Linked DNA regions of Mus musculus: region 2 is linked to region 1. A link is a loop called in an ENCODE intact Hi-C map of the cell type or tissue named here. Cell type or tissue: heart. All regions are shown on one strand. Each heading gives the region's core, and the rest is flanking DNA. Links, peaks and the distances in the headings are about the cores only. Region 1 overlaps Ankrd17 (ankyrin repeat domain 17). Region 2 holds the start of Cox18 (cytochrome c oxidase assembly protein 18).

Evidence for each region. Hi-C counts contacts between places; a loop is a spot of excess contacts. Peaks named below come from ENCODE experiments on the same cell type or tissue, not always from the same donor. Only the 100,000 strongest peaks of a DNase experiment are listed, where the experiment ranks them.
Region 2: it touches region 1 in a loop (2.5-fold over the local background); 5 of 42 quality-filtered maps call a loop at or near these places.

Annotation. Positions count from the first base shown.
Region 1 is chr5:90,279,850-90,282,767 of GRCm38, reverse strand. The region is part of intron 15 of Ankrd17 (ankyrin repeat domain 17); the gene reads left to right. Among named protein-coding and RNA genes, the nearest start is that of Cox18, 57 kb to the right of the region's middle. In heart, for the core only: a CTCF peak has its summit at 1,240 (motif pointing left); no DNase peak of the experiment used is centred there.
Region 2 is chr5:90,222,533-90,225,450 of GRCm38, reverse strand. It overlaps Cox18 (cytochrome c oxidase assembly protein 18), which reads left to right and starts at 1,455. Exons shown (of 6, transcript NM_001033310.3): 1 at 1,455-1,835. The coding sequence starts at 1,512. In heart, for the core only: CTCF peaks have their summits at 1,276 and 1,731; a DNase peak (open chromatin) is centred at 1,380; H3K4me3 peaks cover 1,971 bases; H3K27ac peaks cover 1,628 bases.

The DNA of each region.
Region 1 (2,918 bases), core at 261-2,760:
CTTTTTTTTTCTTTTTTTTTTTTTCCTTTTTAAAAAAAAAAAAAAAACATTGCTCAATATTCAACTTGAGAAGTATTTTTTTGGACTCTTGACCCATTATGTCTTTAGAAAAACTACATTAAATAGTTCTCAGATGGCTACAGGTCAAATTAAAGATTAGCTCATACACTGTAAATGAACAAATCTGTCATGGCTGGGAATCTGTTTTTCAGTAGTGGGTTGAATCTTGGTTTTTACTTTTGGTTTTGTTTTTCCACTTTAAGTTCAGAACACGGGTTGGGTTTTGGCATTTTTGCTTCTGTATTCATACCAATAAAAGGGAAATTGATAAAAATCTAGGTACAAAGGTAGTAGGACATATTAGGAAGTCTACTTGTGATTGAACAAAAACCCAAAACTTTTATACTAATGTACCAAGCTTCATGGTGGCTAAAGACAAGCAAACAACAATCAAAGCAGACACTTTGACAACATAAATAAAGTATCAAACAAGTAGAGTCTGATTTTACTGTATGTCAGTAATTTTTATCCCCTGTGAATGTTAATGTATAGTCTGTTTCTGACTGTATTATGGGAAGATATTTTCCCCATGGTAAATGACATGTTTTTAAATGTGTAGCCAGTAAGATTTTATTCTATTTTAACAAGGACTGCACTTTAAGAAGAGTGTTAATATTGCTTATTTGGGATTGCAATTTTGTAAATTGTTTAACAGAGTAGAATAAGATTTCATAAGGATATAGGTTATAAGAATGCTAACTGAAATAATTTTTCTTCAGGAAGAAAACTTGATAAGGAAGGGAGAAATAAATAGTAAATGGTTGTTGAATTTTGATACGTTTCTTCTGCTATTTTCCCATTTTTTACATTTATTTGTTTTTACTTGGGTTGTTTAGTATTTCTACTTTGAAAACTCTGAGAAACATTTATTATGATGGAGTCATTATTGTAAGGTTCCTTTCTTGAAAGAAAATATGCTGTGTAGTGTTTAGATGTTTAGATTGAGATAACATTAAGAAACTGAGAAAAACAAGTATATGCATTTCAAAAACTGTTATAGTTTCCCAATCCTTTTATTTTTAATTTTCTTAGCAATATGTAATATGAAAATCTGTTAGAGGCTGGAGAGATGGCTTAGTGTTTAAGAGCACTGACTGCTCTTCCAGAGGTCCTGAGTTCAAATCCAAATGATAGCTTACAACCATCTGTAATGAGATCTGACGCCCTCTTCTGGTGTGTCTGAAGACAGCTACAGTGTACTTAGTTAGATACTATAATAAATTTTTTTAAAAAAGAAAAAATCTGTTAATCTTAAGAGTAAAACTACACCAGTAAGATTGCTAGTAGTGACTTATAATAAGAATTGTAACAATCTTAATATCTATCAGTATAAGATTTTCCAAAACTTAAAGCCCTGTTAATCATCTCTAACTAGTCATGATTAGATATCTAATAAACTTTAAAGACTTTAACATTGAATGACCATGCATAGTAGCATAAATTAATACTATGTCCATTAAGTTAGATTGTAATTCCTTATTATCTCAGGTTACCAAAGGGTTTTAGTTAAGTTTTAAGTGTTATTTATTGATGAAATGAAGACTTGGTCGTTCTATACCAATGACTGTTGGAAATTTGTTTTTAATGTGCTATCAGAGTTTACCTGATGTTCATGGGCTGATGTAAAAATTTTTAATTCTGATAGTCATCAGATGTTTGTAAAGCAGCATTTTCTATTGATTCATTTATTCCCAAAATTTCTGTCTGTGTGTTCAAGATTTTTCCTTTATAAAAGTTGTTTTTGTTTTGTTTTGTTTTGTTTTTTACTTGAATGAAGATTAGATTTTAGAGTTACGACAAATTTGTTATTTTCTAAAAAGGTTACTTTTGTATCATGCTCTTCTGTGTGGGTAAAGAGAAGTGCCTAGCAGAGAAAGAACAGAATTAATCTTACTGTCTGCCTGCAGATCATTCCTACCTAGTATCTCATTCGTATTCACATGCTGTGCACATACATGTGTGCACTCTTACACACCCCTTTTCTGTATTCTGATTGTTTGAACAACTTCTGATCGTATTTGTCCTTTGAGTTGACTAAAGATCCTTTTCACCTCTTATGTTGGGCTTCGTGTGTAATGAAGCCTCAATTGGGCTTCTTCCCTCAGCACTGTCCCCTAATTCCTTAGGTCTCATTTGTTAGGTTTCTCCTAGGACTCTCTCATTTCTTCCCAGTACTTAGCTGGCTAAGTCTTTAACCTGCCTTATTTCCCATACTCACCAAAGCAAAACTGGGTACTTGTTTAACTTCCCCTAAAACATGCTTTTGTTCTGTCTATATACTTTTCCAATCCCACTTTTAACTTTTCAAACATGTGGTTTTTGTTCTCTAATTTGAATTTTAAAATGTAAAGAAAAGAAAACGGAAAAAAAAACAGCTTAATACTAGAATTCCTTTAGCTATGTAGATGTTTAAAGCTTTTTCTTTTTATCTATGTAGTACATGGTGGAATGGTGAGCACTTACTCTTGATAAAGCAGTTTCAGAGGTACTCCAAAGGAAATGAGGGTTTTTTTCTTCAAAACTTTAGATGAGATGAAAAGAATTAATTTGAAACATTAAAAGTAGTTTTTTTATGTTCTCTAAAATACATTATTCCAGTTGGAATGTGGATTAATTTGCTAATTTTTTAATCCATTTAAAAATCATAGAATAAAAAGTTTGTGAGGGCTAAGGATATAGCTCAATTGGTAGAGAGCTTGTATAGCATCCATATATACCCTGGGTTTGATCCCCAGGACTCAATAACTCCACCTGTAGTGGAACAGTTTTACAATCCTGGTACAGAGGAGGTGGAGTCAGCAGTTGTGGACATTCAGGGTCATTTTTAGCCATTTCTTTTTTTTGAAAGCCTGTCCAAA
Region 2 (2,918 bases), core at 225-2,724, 57 kb after region 1:
AAAAAGTTAAATATGCTCATATATGCAACATCACAAAATAAGTATTAAGAAGTTTAGTTCACATAACAATATATGGGTTTAGTTTTTAAATTTATTTCCATTACTTTGACATGAATGCAGGTGTGCAGTTTTATCAGAAGAGGTTGTCAGTTACCTGTAGCTGTAGAAAAAAATTGTTAAAGATTTTAATAACTGCTTGAAATTTTTGGTTTAGGGTTTGTGAACAATAGATCTACAAATAACAGGCTTATTTATTACACATAATAAATTTACCTACTTTCCCAGTGTTGAGAATTAATTCTAGGTTCTCATGTATGGTAAGTTGGGACTTGGGGGAGTTGTTTTTAAGTAACTTCTCTGGCTTAAGGCCATCTTGGAAGGGCCTACTGGATATTAACAGTTTTATGGAAATACGGTGGTTTCTTAAACTAGCAAGAGATAAGTGAGCTGTTTTTAAAAGGGATTATGCTATGGGAACTAAAGGCAGGTTACCCAAGTTTCAGAAAATACGCTATCTGACAGCTTTGGTAGGTGTTCAATAAAGTAGAGGACAGTGTCCACAGTTTGGCTTTACCAAACATGGGAGAGGTTTCTAAAAACTCAATTCACTTTGGCCTACCCTAGGAGTGGGCACTTCGTTGTTCCATTTATTTTCTGTTGACAGGAACACGAATGTGAAAAACACACAGTTGTTAAAAGCCCTGTGCATTCCATTTAACCGTTGAAGCAAAATTGTGCTGTTGATGGAATTCATTTTGTAAAATGAAAAATAGTATTTTTCCCTGCTCCTTATTATGATGGTGATTCTTCTTCTTATTTATTTATTTCGTTTTTTTCTTTTCTTTTTTTTTTTTTGGTTTTTCGAGACAGGGTTTCTCTTTATAGCCCTGGCTGTCCTGGAACTCACTCAGTAGACCAGGCTGGCCTCGAACTCAGAAATTCGCCTGCCTCTGCCTCCCAAGTGCTGGGATTAAAGGCGTGCGCCACCACTCGGCATTTCTGCATTCTGTTTATAAAGGAATACAGAATGCTAACCGGAACAGATAAAGACATTTAGGTCTTATTATAAAGTAGAGCTGCCTAGGGGGATAAAGGACGCAGACTTAACACTGACCGAGCCAGAAACACTATTCCCAAAGTAGGTGTTTCAGCAGTGCGTAGAGAAAACGGAGATAGATGCTGCGCGCCTTGGGCGGAAACAGCCGAGTCACAAAAAGTACTCAAGCCACAATTTCCTTGAGTGGAAACTGAAACTCAACAGCAAGGCAGTTTGCTCGCCCCGCCTACCCCTGCAGTTCCGGTTCCCGCTCTGAACTCCACCCCAGCAAGGAAAGGAGTTAAGAGAGCCTCAAGCGGCTCATTGCCGCGTGGGAAAGGCGGAGTCTTACGTCATCTCTAGCGCGACACTGGACAGGGCTTTCGGCTGGGAAGGTCAGGCGTGGCCTCGGGTTCGCGCATGCGCGCAACCTCCTGGTGCTAGTGCTCTAGTTGGCCGCCCGCTCCGTGTAACCATGCTGTGCCGGTCGTGTGCCGGGTGGCTCAGGTCGCTGCCCACCCTGCGGCTCCCGGCACCGGGATCACCGCCCGCCTGGAGCAGCGCGCGGCTCCCAGCCCTTCCGGTATGGGCAGCCGCTTCGGTGTCTGCGGCCTCTCCAGGTGGCTGGTATGAGGCCCTGGCAGCGTCGGCGCCGGTGCGCACCGCGGAGGAAGTGCTGCTGGGCGCGCAGGAGGCTACCGGCCTCCCCTGGTGGAGCAACATCATACTCAGCACCGTTGCCCTGCGCGGTGCTGTCACTCTGCCCCTGGCCGCCTATCAGCACTACATCCTGGCTAAGGTGAGGGGCGTCGGTCCCCGTGCTGCCTGCCTGCTAGTGTTAACATGGAGGCTAAAATAATTTAGTTAGCATTGCATGTTAAATGATGGTTGGTGACTCGAGTACCTTCCAGTTCACCCGACCTACCAAGTATTTATTCGAAATACAAGTGCCTCCCAAATGTTCGGTTGAGACCAATATTCAGAAGAAATGGCACGGAGGAACCTGAAACATTAGGGTCATAAACATTTTAAGAGTCTGCAGCATCATTTGTCACTATTGATACTGCTCTTTATTACTAGAAAGGTATCACTAAGTTAGCAGTTTCCAGACATGAATTCTTCCTCTGGGCCTACCACCTACTACCCTGTATCTGATGGATTGAAACTTCGAGTTGGCTTTTTAGGAACTCTGTTCAGTGGAATTGGTATAACGTTACCTCCCCCATGGCTGTGCCTGGGGGTGGGGGTGGGGTAAGTCAAGATTTTAATTTGAGTCACAGAGGATTGCCAGGAAGGGAGCAGCAGCATTGAGCCAGGAAGCATTCACAGTGAGGTGTTAACACTGGAATGCTGTTTTCTCTCTCCTGGGAAATGTAGGGATGGAACAGTAAGAACCAGGATGCAGTTTTCATTTACTCGAAATCCTATGGAGGAGGTGCTGTTAGATATGCTACATACTGGGAATCAGGATTTCAGGTTATGCACAGCCAGAAACAGAAAACATCAGGTACCCATAACCAAGAAGTTGCAGTTGGTTTAACTCAGTATGGTTGCCAAGATCACGCAGATAGATGTACAGGCAAGGAATTTAAATCTGGGGTCAAAGATACTTTAAGCAAACTAATATCTAATAGAGTTTTCTTAAATGTTTTCGATTACAAGTGTGATCAGTAAACAACATTTGTATATGGTCTAGGGAACAGAGACTAGAACTGTGAGTTTGGTTGTCCTGACCAAATGCTGAGTGGGGGAGGAAAGGGATTATGTGGTTTGTAGGTTATATAGTCTATTGTGGAGGCATTACAGAGCAGGGACAGCAGCAGAGTCCTTGGAGGAACACTGCTTACTGGCTTTTTATACAGCTCACGTTCACATGCCTGGG